Regions from separate parts of the Homo sapiens genome. Here regions 1 and 2 are each linked to region 3. The links are chromatin contacts, found by Hi-C or POLR2A ChIA-PET in ENCODE. All regions are on one chromosome and are shown on one strand. Each heading gives the region's core, a stretch centred on a gene start or an enhancer-like site at or near the end of the contact. The rest is flanking DNA. Distances are from core to core; before and after follow the strand shown. Region 1 overlaps ZBTB20 (zinc finger and BTB domain containing 20). Region 2 overlaps ZBTB20 (zinc finger and BTB domain containing 20). Region 3 holds the start of ZBTB20-AS5 (ZBTB20 antisense RNA 5).

What was found. Hi-C counts contacts between places; a loop is a spot of excess contacts on that map. ChIA-PET counts read pairs that join two places held with the same protein, here RNA polymerase II (POLR2A). Pooled maps may share reads with other maps.
Region 1: a map of heart left ventricle shows a loop between it and region 3 (5-fold over the local background). The contact joins the enhancer-like site here to the promoter of ZBTB20-AS5 in region 3. A Hi-C loop is called at or near these places in 4 of 168 maps with a recorded cell type or tissue (B cell, endothelial cell of umbilical vein, heart left ventricle and 1 more), 5 of 37 single-sample maps with no recorded cell type and 6 of 50 pooled maps. POLR2A ChIA-PET finds 5 or more read pairs at or near these places in 7 of 52 experiments (A673, GM12878, IMR-90 and 4 more).
Region 2: a map with no recorded cell type shows a loop between it and region 3 (2.5-fold over the local background). The contact joins the enhancer-like site here to the promoter of ZBTB20-AS5 in region 3. A Hi-C loop is called at or near these places in 2 of 168 maps with a recorded cell type or tissue (Caco-2 and sigmoid colon), 4 of 37 single-sample maps with no recorded cell type and 5 of 50 pooled maps. POLR2A ChIA-PET finds 5 or more read pairs at or near these places in 2 of 52 experiments (HEK293 and Panc1).

Annotation. Positions count from the first base shown.
Region 1 is chr3:114,517,047-114,521,413 of GRCh38, reverse strand. All of the region lies in intron 6 of ZBTB20 (zinc finger and BTB domain containing 20), which reads left to right. ZBTB20-AS5 (ZBTB20 antisense RNA 5) reads right to left here. Exons shown (of 3, transcript NR_121661.1): 2 at 2,815-2,898; 3 at 1,282-1,771. Among named protein-coding and RNA genes, the nearest start is that of ZBTB20-AS5, 66 kb to the right of the region's middle. Within about 2 kb of position 1,838, at least 3 of the 41 ENCODE cell types and tissues checked have a DNase peak (open chromatin) inside an H3K27ac peak, as active enhancers do.
Region 2 is chr3:114,562,541-114,566,976 of GRCh38, reverse strand. All of the region lies in intron 6 of ZBTB20 (zinc finger and BTB domain containing 20), which reads left to right. Among named protein-coding and RNA genes, the nearest start is that of ZBTB20-AS5, 110 kb to the right of the region's middle. Within about 2 kb of position 1,575, at least 2 of the 41 ENCODE cell types and tissues checked have a DNase peak (open chromatin) inside an H3K27ac peak, as active enhancers do.
Region 3 is chr3:114,451,896-114,456,418 of GRCh38, reverse strand. ZBTB20-AS5 (ZBTB20 antisense RNA 5) reads right to left here and starts at 2,826. Exons shown (of 3, transcript NR_121661.1): 1 at 2,779-2,826. The region is part of intron 7 of ZBTB20 (zinc finger and BTB domain containing 20); the gene reads left to right.

The sequences.
Region 1 (4,367 bases), core at 589-3,088, 66 kb before region 3:
AGAATGAAACTTAAACATAGAGGACCTGGATTGTAAATTTTCCTTTGTAGGGTATAGACGTAAAATTTCTCATTTTCAGAGTGACTATAAAAACATTCAGTGTGTCTACTGGTGACCTTGGCAAAATCATTTGAAAGGTGTTCCCAGATCAGACCCTAACTCTCATTCTTTTAACATTCTGACTGACAGTTGAAATAGTTTGAGGTCCCAAATTTTTTTGTCTAGTAATCTCACCCTTCCTGAAAGTAATTTTTCTTATTTTATGCAAAAATTGCTATATTAAGACATAGAAAAATATATGTGTGTTTTTAACAGGTAAAGGTGTAAAGAAAACTAGGCTTTTAAAATTTGTAAGTTTAATAAATTAATATTAGTTCAAAACCCAATTAACTGTAAATATTGCTTTCTATTCAAAAAAGGCCTCCTTTGGTTATTAGGATTGCACATCTATATGCACGGGTGATTATTTGAAGGTGAGATAAAAGCAACCATGATTCTTCCTAGGTATGGAACTTTGGCAGATGGGTGAATGGTAATACTATTAATATTTACTCACATAGGGAACATAGGAGGAAGAGAAAGTTTGAAGGAAAAGATGAGTTCAGCTTTGACATGTTGAATTTAGGATGCTTTTGGAATATCTAATTGTAATTGTCTAGTAATTCATTTGATATAAAGGGTTAGAGGTCAAGAGATAAGTAATGGCTCAAGATACAGATTTGAAAGGTATTTAAAAACAGGGAGATATGAATGTCCAGTAGGCAATGGACATATTAGTCTGAAATATGTTTAATAAAGCATTACAAGATACAGACCTGAATATCAAGGAACTTACAAACACTTATGTGATATTTTCCTAGACTGATTTTCTCTTAAATCCACTCCCACTCATCCCTCAAACCAACACACATCCTATCCCCAGCTTTCATTTAAAATGCCTACGATTTACCCTTTACATTGCAGGTATACCTTGATTTCTGTAGTAATTGTATACCTCAAAATCTCATGCCGAACAAAATTATGTACATGAGATCACGTAGTCAGTTGACTCATTACTCTAAGAAACTATGGAATGAGTCAATTTGCATTGTTAATGACGTCCCCCTATTTATCACCCCCTTTAAGTGTTTTTGTCTGATTTTTGTGTGGGGGGTACATCATATTCAACTGATATAATGTCAAATTATTGAGATATTTAAAGAGACTCCTGTTAAACAGTGAGAGAGAAGTCATCTTTATTCTTTCTATTTCCATCTTTATTCTTTTTTTCTTTTTCTTTTTCATAGGGAAGGAAGCAGAGGTACTCAGAATTTAAATAATTCCCCAAAGGTCAGCCTACATTTAAAGTTAAATGTAACTTTAAATTTTATTGCTCTCTGAGATTCTTTTTTTTTTCTAGCATTGAATCATTTTTAAATGTTTTCTTGCCATTTCCCTTTTGTCACCCCTATAACCTCAGTAGGTTTACTTGTTTACCTTTTTATTCTAGAATATCTTGTGTCTGTTCTGTCTGACAATACTTGAAATTTTCCTGACAGGCAGCCATTGAGTGAACAGTTTATGTAGTTTTATAGCAGTAGTTGTAATCTCTGCTGTCCCAGTTTTCTAGAATGTATGGTTGTTTGGGACTTCTCTGTGCTCTGCCCCTTTATTGGCAGTCTCACTTTCTTTCTCGTGTCTTACCTTTATCTCTCCAGAAAAGCTTCTGCAAAATGTATCTTTCCCACCAATCACAATGCTGCAGTCTTAGTGTATGCAGTCTCTATGGTAACTGGGAAACATGCCACAACACCAAGATTACTAGAGCAACCATCAGAGTGGGGAAATCAGCGCATGCCCTCCTCTGGCACGACAGAAGTTTCCCCATTGAAACTGGAATCAGATACCTGTATTTTAATATGCAGGGCAAGGAGGGTGGCAGAGGAAATGCTATAAGCCCAGTCTCTCTAAAGGCACATTACTGGGGTTTGATGGAATTCTTGAAGTTGATCTTATTTATCATGAATAAAGCTAGAGTCATGTACTGATCCTGAGCAGACATGGATAAACTGGTTGAACTTGAGGAGATTTTTTTTTCCTGCAGATACATGACTAGTTTGTAAACAAGAGAATTTTACTAAATTAGTATATATGCTTAGGTAAGCTCAGGGAAATTACCAATGTACTGTAAAAATTATTTACTTGCATTGTAGAGACAGACTTTTTCAGATGATTTCCCTAGCAATTGCATTGTTGACCCAGGGAGGACAAAAGGCAAAATTGGCTCTCTCTGAGCCTGCCTTAGAGTGGGGGCAGTTCTATTAGGTCTTGAAGGGAATGAGGATGAAGCAATGAGGCTTTTCTGGGGTGCTTCCTTTAGGACTGAACTTCATTCCAAATATGCAGAGGATCTGACTCCCAGGTACAGCCCAATAGAAACAAAGGGCATAAATCAGAGTTTCATAACTTTGGCCCTATTAACCTTTGGGGCCAGATAAATCTCTGTGGAACAGGGCTGTCCTGTGCACTGTAAGATGTTTAGCAGCGTCCCTGGCATCTACCCTCTAAATGCCAGTAGGAACTTCTCTAACTGTGACAACAAAAAATACAGATATCCCCTGACTGGGGGCAAAAATTAGCCCCAGGTTGAGAACCACTGGCCTAAAGCAAGATGCAGCTTGGGTAAGAAAAGAGAGTTGGAGAATCCCTTAAAGGGCCCAGAATATTCACTAGTTGATCATTCAGCAGGTATTTATTGAGCCCCTGTTATCTTTCAGGCACTCTTCTACTTACCAGGGATACCACTGTGAAGAGTCATGATCTTGTGGAGCTTACCTTCTAGTACATGCATGCCACATGTTCCTAACTAGCAGGTTCCCCTTCCCTCCACACAGCATAACAGCAAATGCTTCAAGCCAACTGAGGGCCAAGAAAAGAAAAACACAAGTTCATATTTGAAGATTCTTTTTTCAGTTTATGAACCTCAAAACGGCTTTGATTTAAAAATGAAACTTGGCAAGTGATTAGTTCATATGTTTTAGTTTATAATATGTTTTAATCATTTTGGGTGTTTTCAAAACAAATGGTGAGATTAGGGGTTTTTTTTCTCTTCTATTTTTGGCCCCTTTCCTCTGGAGAGTCCTTCTCTTGTGTTTAGTTCTTGGTGTTCTTAGTATATTTGAAGAATGCTTTTAAGTATTTGAAATGTGTGTACATGGTTGAAAGGGGATGAGGAAGAAGAAACCGAAAACTTCATGACCCTGCTCAAACCAATACCCATACCCCAGCCCTAAAGCAGTGTCCGGGCACCACATCTTCAAGGAAGGCCCCTTGGAAACCCCTCATGGGCCAGTCCTCTGACCCAGGTGATCTCCTAACCCCCTTTATGTATTCTTATGAGGATATATGATAAAGAACGGACTGTGAGATTTGTTGTTCAAATTTTTCCCCTTAGAATGTGAGCTCAGTGGGTAATAGTACCATGTTGGCTCTGTCCACAGTTCTACTATCTTCAGCATAGGGCCTGGTATACAGTAAGCGCTTAAAAAATACATGTCAAATGGCTGGGTGCAGTGGCTCACACCTGTAATCCTAGCACTTTGGGAGGCCGAGGCGGGTGGATCATGAGGTCAGGAATTCAAGACCAACCTGGCCAAGATGGTGAAATCCCATCTCTACTAAAAATACAAAAATTAGCCGGGCATGGTAGCAGGTGCCTGTAATCCCAGCTACTAGGGAGGCTGAGGCAGAGAATTGCTTGAACCCGGGAGGCAGAGGGTGCAGTGAGCCGAGATCGTGTCACAGCACTTCAGCCTGGGCAACAGAGAGAAATTTGGTCAAAAAAAAAAAAAAGAAATATGTGTTGATTGACTGACGAACTGACTAAGAAACCTAGCTTTTGGGATGTCCTTCCCAAACACTTTAAGCCTGCACACTGCCTGTGGTTTAACGTGCCTCTAGTATGAGACCTCATTGTCTTCCTTATTACTTTGTAAACTGTGAAGTAACATGTTCGCTATCTAGTTCCAAGCTTTGTTCAGTGATTTAGAGGATAAATGCCTATGACTCTCAGTGTCAGAAACAGAGTAAAATTACATATCTTATTTACTTATTTTCTTGTTTAATATATGTTCCCTCTACTGGAATTTAAACTATACAAGGTGGAGAACTTGATCTGCCAATAATGTTATCCTCTGTGCCTAGAACGATGTCTGACACATAGGAGATACTCAACAAATGTTTGCTGATAAAATAAATGATAGGCATTTCATCTATTAATATATTGATTGATAGATTGATTACTTATTAGTGAACAAAAAATGCAGTAACGTGATGAAGTTCTTAGTCATTCATTCAATATCCTAGAGCAGTTCCTAGCACATAGTAGG
Region 2 (4,436 bases), core at 326-2,825, 110 kb before region 3:
GAACAGCTCATAAAAGCCTACTGGAATAGATCACATCACAGCCAGGTACATCTGTTCTCAGCACTAACCATTATCATTAGCTTAAAATGCTTGAAATCACTGTGCATCCTCAGGTCTAGGGACAGATTATTCCAAGAAGATTCTGCTAAATAGATTTGGCAATGCAGTGAAGGGGACCTCTACTACATTAAAGTGATACATTTTGCATCTCAAAGGCTGTCAACTGTATTTAGAGGAACTGTGTGATTGAAGAACAATGTGCTAGGATAGGATAGCAATTTTTCTGGCCCTTCTAAATCTGGAGGTGCTTTTTACCCCGACATGAGTTAAGTGTACAATTGAATGGGCAGCTCTTAGATTGGGAGGTGACTAATAAAAGCAGAATTGGAAATAGCTTTCAACTTGTGCTGCAAAGGAAGCTGCTACATCCTGTTTTAAACTGGAACTCTCAGGTGGTATGTCACATCTAAAGGTCTTAGTGAGGTCAGACTTCAAGCCATCAACTTGAGATAAATAAGTAGCAACTACAGTCCTTGCTTCATAGGGTTGACTGCCCAACTGGGGGGAATAAAGGAACCACCCACCTCTTCTTTAGCCAGTGCCTTCTCTTTATCCTCTTGCCTTGGTCTGTGATGTTATCCTCGCTGTGTGACCCAGGGGTTACCGCACTGTGAGGGAAACTCGGCATGCCCTTCTGAAGAGTGGCCCAAAAGAACTGGTTAGAAAGAGTTTCAAGCTTCCGTGTTTCAATTACAGTGGCATTTTGTGTTTCTACTGAGTGAGAGAAGTTTCAAGTTAGCTTGTTAAGAATGATTTACACCATAATTCTAGGAAAAACAAATGTGAGTGACTGAAATTTGAAAGGAAAGAGTATAGGGGGGAAGTGCCAGACTAAACGAATCCTAAGTAAATAGGGTGTTTCTTTCGGGGGTCGGTAGGGGGATTGGTTTCTTTTAAAAAAAGAAAAAAAAAGAAAAAATGTATGTATTGTTGGTAATTACTTCTTTTACCTGGAAAGAGTGAAGCAGGAAAAAATAATAATAATAATTGCTCCATTTGCTCCCTGTAAGAGCAAATTTTCAGGAGAGGGCAGGTGTTTCCCTTACATTTGCATGACAACATCTTACTGGGAATGAGCAGTACTGGATATGAGAACTAAGAATTTCACTTCTTTTTTTTTCTCTAAATGTGGCAGAAAAGGTTTTGTTGGGGTGAGATAAGCATTTTCCATGAAACAATGCAGTAGTGACATTAGGTAATTACGTGGTGACTGGGACACACCGCATGGTATACTGGAGAAATTGCATGATACCTACATGATAACTGTAGTAACTTTAGTTATCGCTACCGTATTATCTCCTGATAACTATATAATTAGTTTGTGTCATCAAAGCACCCTAAACGTATGCCTGTTCCAGCTACTCTGGTAGAAAAAAGAAAATAAACTTTTTGCAAGGGGGGAGAAAAAGCTAATGAAGAAAGTTGCCAAGAACAGATATTTTGTAATCTGTGCTAAATCTCTGCTGGAAAACATGAACAGTAATGAAGCTGAGAAGACAGTAAAAGAAATTCGGGGCAAGGTGCCAGACGCCCAGACGGAAGGAGAATGTGGACCAAAAGATTGCGACAATCGGGTAATTATGGTTTATGAATTTCAGCTTTAATCTGTAGTTCAGTGAGTCCTGATTAAATATCTGTTAAACACAATTAAAGTTTGTTTTTGTATTTCACCGTCTTGATCAGAATAATTAGAGACTGCGTGTTTCATGTCAAAAGTAGCAAGAGGAATTTTAGTGAATGAACATCGTTTTTAAAAGCCATTTGTAGCACCAGCTGTTGGCATTATTTTATATTTTAGTGTTATCAGCATAAAGATGGTCCTCTGGATGCTGAATAGTTTCCAGCAGGACAAGGATGTTATGCTGTTATGATGGGCATGTGCTGATGAGGCTTAAATGTTTAAGGGTTAGTGTTCATTGGAAACAATGGACAAGGGAGATGTAGGTCAGGCAAGCAGATATTTTAGGTAAGAGAAGGAAGACATTTGAGTTAACTTTACCCATGCAAGGCGTGACATAAGGGAATTTCTCATGGTATAGTCATTGGTGTTAACACCTGCAACGCTGGTGTTATTTGCTTATTGAGATGTCAATGTAGTGCCTGAAGGAAGAGCACAAGAAAGATGTAATGAGAAGTGCTAGAATTCTGTCCTGGTTGGTTCTCAGCTAAACACGTGTGCCTTTTATTCCTAGAGTTAGGAGAAGGAAGTGCAGAAAGCACTTACTGTACTAATAATTCTTTGGCTAAGGATAGCAGTATGAATGCTCAAAAAGGACAAATTTAAATATAAATGGGATTGACTAAAACTGGGTAAAGGAGTAAAATCTGGTTCTACAAACCAAAGCTAAGACCATGATTTCCACACACTTGTGCCAGAAGAGAAACTGGAGAGTTGTACATCACAATCTCCTTAAAAATTATGAGGGTATATGTAAAAATGTCTGTGCAGCTTACCATGCTATGAGGTTTAAAGAAATAAGATACCATCTTGCTTGCTATTTGAAATTTGGGTACCTAGAATATTTCGGTCTCTGTGACAGACAGATTAATGCCCCCCTCCCCACCCCACCGAAGATGTTCACATCCTAATCCTCAGAACCTGTGAGTATGTTGCCTTAGATGGCAAAGAGACTTTACAGATGTGACTAAATTAAGGATTTTTGAGATGGGAAGATTATGCCAGATTATCTGGTTAGGCCTAATATGATTATAAGGGCCGTTTAAAGGAAAGAGGCAGGCAGGAGGATCACAGAGGAGATGTGGTGATGGAAGCAGAGGTCAGAGAGAGAGAGAGATTGAAAGATGCTGCGTTGCTGGTTTTGAAGAGGGAGGAATAGATCATGAGCCAATGAATACAGGTGGCCTCTAATAACTGGAAAACTCAAGGAAAGGGATTTTCTCTTAAAGACTCCAGAAAAAAACATAACTCTGCTGATACCATGATTTTAGGACTTTCTGACCTCCAGAACTATAAGTTTGTGCTAATTTGTTACAGCAGCGATAGGAAACTAATACAGTTCCCATGAACCTGCTTCATGAACTTGATTTCTATTGAAAGTTATCTAGTTAAGAGTACATCCAGCTATAGGAAAAATAATAAGCCTTTATTAACTTAATCTTCTAAGGCCCATTTTCTAGGCTGTCTTTGTGGCATCATTTGGAGGTATACCTGCTATGATATGAATTTTAAAAGCCTATGTATTACAAATTAAAATCATGGGCAAGTTCAACCCTATGTCCCTAGCACTAGTTATCAGCAGTACATTCCAGACTAGAAAAGTTTTCAGGGAGGGAGGATTGTAGAGTGAGAATAATTTATCTTACAACAATAGCAGTTAACTTAATAAGGTAAGTTGATTACTTACCTTAGGTTTAATCACTTGACTGTGGCAACAATTGACCATTTTTAAGCTACAGAAATGGCAATTTCATAATGTTTAATATACCCAGTGTTATCTCATTTAAACATTCTAAGTACTTCATGAGGATTCTAAAACTAAGATTAAAATTTTTACCGAAGATTAATACATTTTAGAGTTATGCAAAGTTCAGGCTAATAATGTACCTTATTTTCATCATTTTCAGTTAAAAATGGGATTCGGTTCAAACTGGCCCAAGGTGTCTTTGCAGATTTGAGGATGCAAGTATGTGTCTCATCTGCTATTCAAAAAAGTTAACAGTATAAAAGTCATGGGAAAGTTTTGTCAAATAGACAAAGACAGTGGTAGAAATTGGCTACCCAGCATCTTTGTATTGAAAATAGGATATAGAAGCATACCTCTTTCTATTGCACTTTACTTTATTGCACTTTCCAGACATTACATTTTTTGCAAATTGAAAGTTTGTGGCAACCCTGTATTGAGTCTGTTGGCACCATTTTTTCCAACAGCATGTGCTCACTTCATGTCTCTGTGTCACATTTTGGTGGTTCTTGGCAATATTTTAAACTTTTTAATCATTATTATATTTGTTTGAGTGATTTGTGATTAGTGATCTTTGATGTTTCTATTCTGATTGTTTTGAGGTGCCACAAACCACACCCATATAAGATGACAAATTTAATCAATAAATGTTTTATATGTTCTGACTGCCTTACCAACTAGCTGTTCCTTCATCTCTCTCCCTCTCCTGGGACTTCCCTGTTCCCTGAGACATAATTTTGAAATAAGGCCAGTTAATAACCCGGCAATGACCTCTAAGTGTTCAAGTGAAAGGAACAGTCACGTTATCTCTCACTTTAAATAAAAAGCTAAAAATGATTAAGCTTAGTGAGGAAGGCCCAGAAAGGCTGAAAGCTAAGCCCCTTGCACTAAACAGTAATGAAGTTGTAAATGCAAAGAAAATGTTCTTTAAGGAAATTAAAAGTGCTACTCTAG
Region 3 (4,523 bases), core at 1,577-4,076:
TGTTCATAGAGCGAATTGTAAATTCAGGGTGAGGTCTTTGTAGATCAAACCACTAGCCTTCATTAGCTTGAAAATGTGACACAAGTTATATCTTGCTGAGACGAGGCCTCTACAATATTATATTTTTCTGCTTTTCTCCTAGAATGAATTAAAGACTTAAATCCCTTGTTCCTAGCATTCAAAATGGTCTCTCTCTCTCTCTCTCCATATATATATATATACATAAACACACATATATATAAAGTGGAAATGTATTTATATATGTAATTATATTTCCATTTGGCTATTTAAACATTTTGAGAAATTGGAGGTTTGTGCACTAACTATATAGGTGGAGTAATCTTCTTATTTGGGAGGTAAGGGTGATTTTCATACCTGTTGGGCCAGATCTTCAAAGAATACTCTAGGTTAGCTGGTGTGGTGGAAAGAGCACTGGCCTGGTGGGCTCCTGGAGTCCTAGTGTCTAGTGTCGACTCTGGGCCTCAGTTTCCTCTCTACTAAATTGGGAGGGGGAGAGATTGATCTCTGGGGCTTTTTCTAGCTCTGTATTCTCTGGGTCTGCAAATCGCCTTCAGTGTCTGCCTTGCCAGCTCTGTTTGTCACAAAGATTAATCCATTTTAACTGTACCTTGGAGTGCACCCGGGAGAGGAGGATGGATGGATTGTTTTGTACCTAATATTGCATCAGAACTTTTGCCTTTTTAGATGAGATCGTGCCGTGCCTAAAATCTGTCTGCCTATCTGCCCACTGACTTTGTCTGTGCTGATCTCTTGCCACGGTGCCTCTTCTTCCAGCATCCTTCTCCCTCCAAGATCTAGATTCGGCATCTGACTGTACCTGTCTTGTTCTCTGCAGCATCTGTCTGCTACACTCCTAGACCATCGTTAATAAACTTTCACACATTACACGAAAACCCCTAATATGTTGGCACCTGCACATAAATATCTATGGTTCATAAAACTAGAGGAGAAAACTCCATTTTTTAAAGACCTCTATCTAGTGCCATTTGTATTTGCACTTTTTGTTTAGTTGTAAGTTTTAATAGTTCCCCCTTTGAGGATTTGTCAGTACGAGCAGTATTGCTTATCAGAACACACCAACAGTCTTTTTGTAATATTCGCTTTTCCCCTTTGGTTCAGCCGAGCCTGCTGACAGATCATTCAAATTCAATTGTTTTATGTCTAAGCCGAACAGCTAATTAAAGTAGGGATGATTAACCTGACTGGCAGTGCCGCTCTCCCTCTCGCGCTCTCTCTCCTTCTCCTTTTCTCTCTCTCTCCCTCCTGTTCCAATCAGTCTTTTTCTCACACACTCTCTCTCTCCGTCTCTCCTCTCTCTCCCTCTCTCTCTCTCTCTCCCCCCCCTCTCTCTCTTCCCCCTCTCTCTTCCTCTCTCTCAGTCTCTCTCTCCCTCCCTCGGTTGGTGTCTCTCTCTCTCTCTCTCTCTCTCTGTCTCTTGCTCTACTGTTTTTTTTTCCTCTCTCTCTCTCCTAAACGTGGTCTGCTTGCTGATGGCAGAATGGCACTCGGAGATTTGTGCATTGTGTCTGGTTTCCTACGGGCAGGCTGACCCAGTGCCTCCAGGGACTTATCAATAGACCACTCAGAAGAGACACAGACAGGAGAGAGGAGGAGGGGTGGGGGGAGAGAGAGAGAATCAATATCAAGAATAGAAGGAGCTCCGAAGCCATTTTTTTTTTAAAGAAGTATCGGGACTTGGGAGAGGGTGACAAAGAAGGTTTTTCAAAGAGGCAGTGGAGGAGGTTCTAATAAATTTGGAAGGAAACAGTTCCCTGTCTTGGGAAAAGGAGAACTCCTGACTGATTAGCATTCACACCAGGTATGAGATGTTCGCTACCCCTTATCACTGTGTCGCAACCGAGATGGAAAAGCCTTTTTTTTTTTTTAGGAGACCGAGGGAGCATGTATTTTGCTGTGTTTGTTGTTGGGGGGTAAGAGGGGCGGCGTGAGAAGCTGTGGGCATTTGTGTATGAGAGCAGAAAGAATGGAAGCAGTACAACGGGGGGTGGGAAAGAGTATGGAGTATGTTACTGTCTTCCCTGTCTTTGTGCACCCCTGGGGGGTTACCCAAGTTCATTTCTAGCAGGTGGATTTAGACGGGAGTTACTTAACGCTTGACCGCCAGTTTTGAAAAAAAAGAAAGAAAAAAACGCTGCTTCCTATGTCTATTAAAGGAAGCTCCAATTTCTCTCTCTCTCTCTCTCTCTCTCTCTCTCTCTCTCCCTTCTCTTTTCCTCTCTCTTCCTCTCTCTCTTCCTCTCTCTCTGCCCCCCATCCCTCTTCCCCTCTCTCCCTCTCCCTCTCTCTTCTTTTTTTCCTCTTCTAACCAGACAGCGGGAGGGTTTCTGGCTCCCAGCCAGCCCAAAAGCCTCTAAGTGTTTTGCACTTGTTTCAGGGAGTAGCTGCCCGGGGATTTTTCAGCATTTTCACTAGAGAACAAAGAGTTCTTTACAAAGGGAAGGGTGGGGGGGGGGGGAGTGAGCTTAATGTCTGATATATGTTTTTCTATTTTTATTAGTTTTTCGCCTAAAAAGAAAGAGACAGGAACAGAACATTCACTCTATAAAGACACAAAGACATTCAAAAGAAATCCAGTTATCTTTTCTCCCCATCATCCCAATATATACATATATGTACATGAAAAAATTAAAAAGAAAAAGACTAGTTAAGTTGCATATGTTGCTCTTTTCTCCTCTTTTAATCTTTCCAAATCCAACTGTTCTTATGCTCACTTTATGCTATTTTTTTTCTACTCACAATAAAAGTTGTTCAGGATGCATCTTCTCTTATCATGTCTTTACCCTTTCTGGGTCGCCAAAATCTTGTGGAAGAAAGAACAAAAGTCCATCAAATAATCAATTTGGTGACTAGAACATCTTCTACTTTTGCCACTTGGGTAAAAAGTTAATTATGGAATTTGGGTTCCCAAAATACCAATGGGGTACATCAGTTCATTCGATCTCACAAGTTTTTGCATCCATCTGTTTAAAAGGTACCACTTGTGTCACTTGTCAGTTATTAAGAAAAGGTAGTAAGGGAGCAGATATTTGTATTTTATTTTTGTTTCTAATTATGTAAATGACAAAACCCCCAGAGAGATTTCTTGCCCCTTCTATGATACACTAGTTCATGCAAAATATAGTCTAGATGGAGATTTTGTCAACGATTCTGATTGCCACGTAGCTTTGTGTTCTCCATTTCAATTTTTGCCTATGCATGTATATTTTTACCATGAATTTGTGTTGTAGCAAACATTTCAGAATGCTTATCATTTTCAAATTAATGCTCCAACAAAAGCAAAAAGAAATCAGATGTGAGCTGTATGTGTAAAATGTAGTAAACAATTTTATCTTTTATATATGCTGTACATTTATATCTTTATGCTAATATCCTGGATTTGTAAACCCAAGATAATGTTTTCTTTCTTAAAGTTCTCCTCTTAATGCATTTATATGTTGATTGTCACTTAGAAATCTTTTTAAGGTACATTATAGACACGAAACTAAACAAGGGGAACAATTCTCAAGCTCTACAAAAATCCTTAAATATATATTATGTACCATTCCTAACTACAGATAACTGTTTTGCTAAGTAGAAAACAGCTACAACAGTTGTTTCAAGAATCAGAAACTCTTTTCTTTTTTTTTCTATTAACTGAAAATAAAATCTATTCATATCCCTGGGGAGGGAAAATGTAGGGGAAAATATAGATATATACATTTTCCATAATTATAGAATGCATTTATGTAACTGCTTCTTAAGGGTGTAATACATATCAGGGCAGAGTGTGATGCTCATCAAAAAACCCTCCTGGCTGGGAGGTGTGAGTGCCTTATGTTTGAAGTAACTTGATAACAAGGAGTCTTTTCGGGAAACCTTACTATGTATGTGTTGCCTCAGTAATGATCCTCAGATAAAAAACAAGTACTAGGTGGCCAGTGTTAGCACTTGAACTCACTGAAAGATATTAGAAGTAGGGGAACTTTTGGCAAATCCAGAATTTTCCAGGGTAACTCACTTCTTACACTTACATGTTTTCTTTAGGAATATTCTTGAATTGCTTTCAGACTTTTCTGTATTTTTGTAGAATTTTTTAATGCTTTTAATAGTGCTTAAGGAGAAAAATACTTTTAAAAAGAATGTCATCCAAATAAGAGAAACTCAGTCTTTAAAAAGTTTTATATTGAAGACAAGAGTTGTTTTGGTTTTGCTTTTTTCCTTTTTGCTTGTGTTCTATTTTTTCTCCCTGAATTCTTTTGTTGCTGTGGGCTGTTGTCCCTGCATTTTTAATTTTTCATTTGGTACCCCCCCTTTTTTTTCTTTTTTCTTTTTCTTTTTGGTCTGTTTTTGATGTGACCAAGGGGATCTTTGAAAGGGGCAGAGGGACTGGGATAACAGGCTGTTACTGAAAGCTGCACTAGCTCTTCTTGATCCCAACTCAGGCAGCTCCTATCAGCTAGTTGTGCCGCCAAGAGTACAGTGACAGGTGATAGCTGTCATTC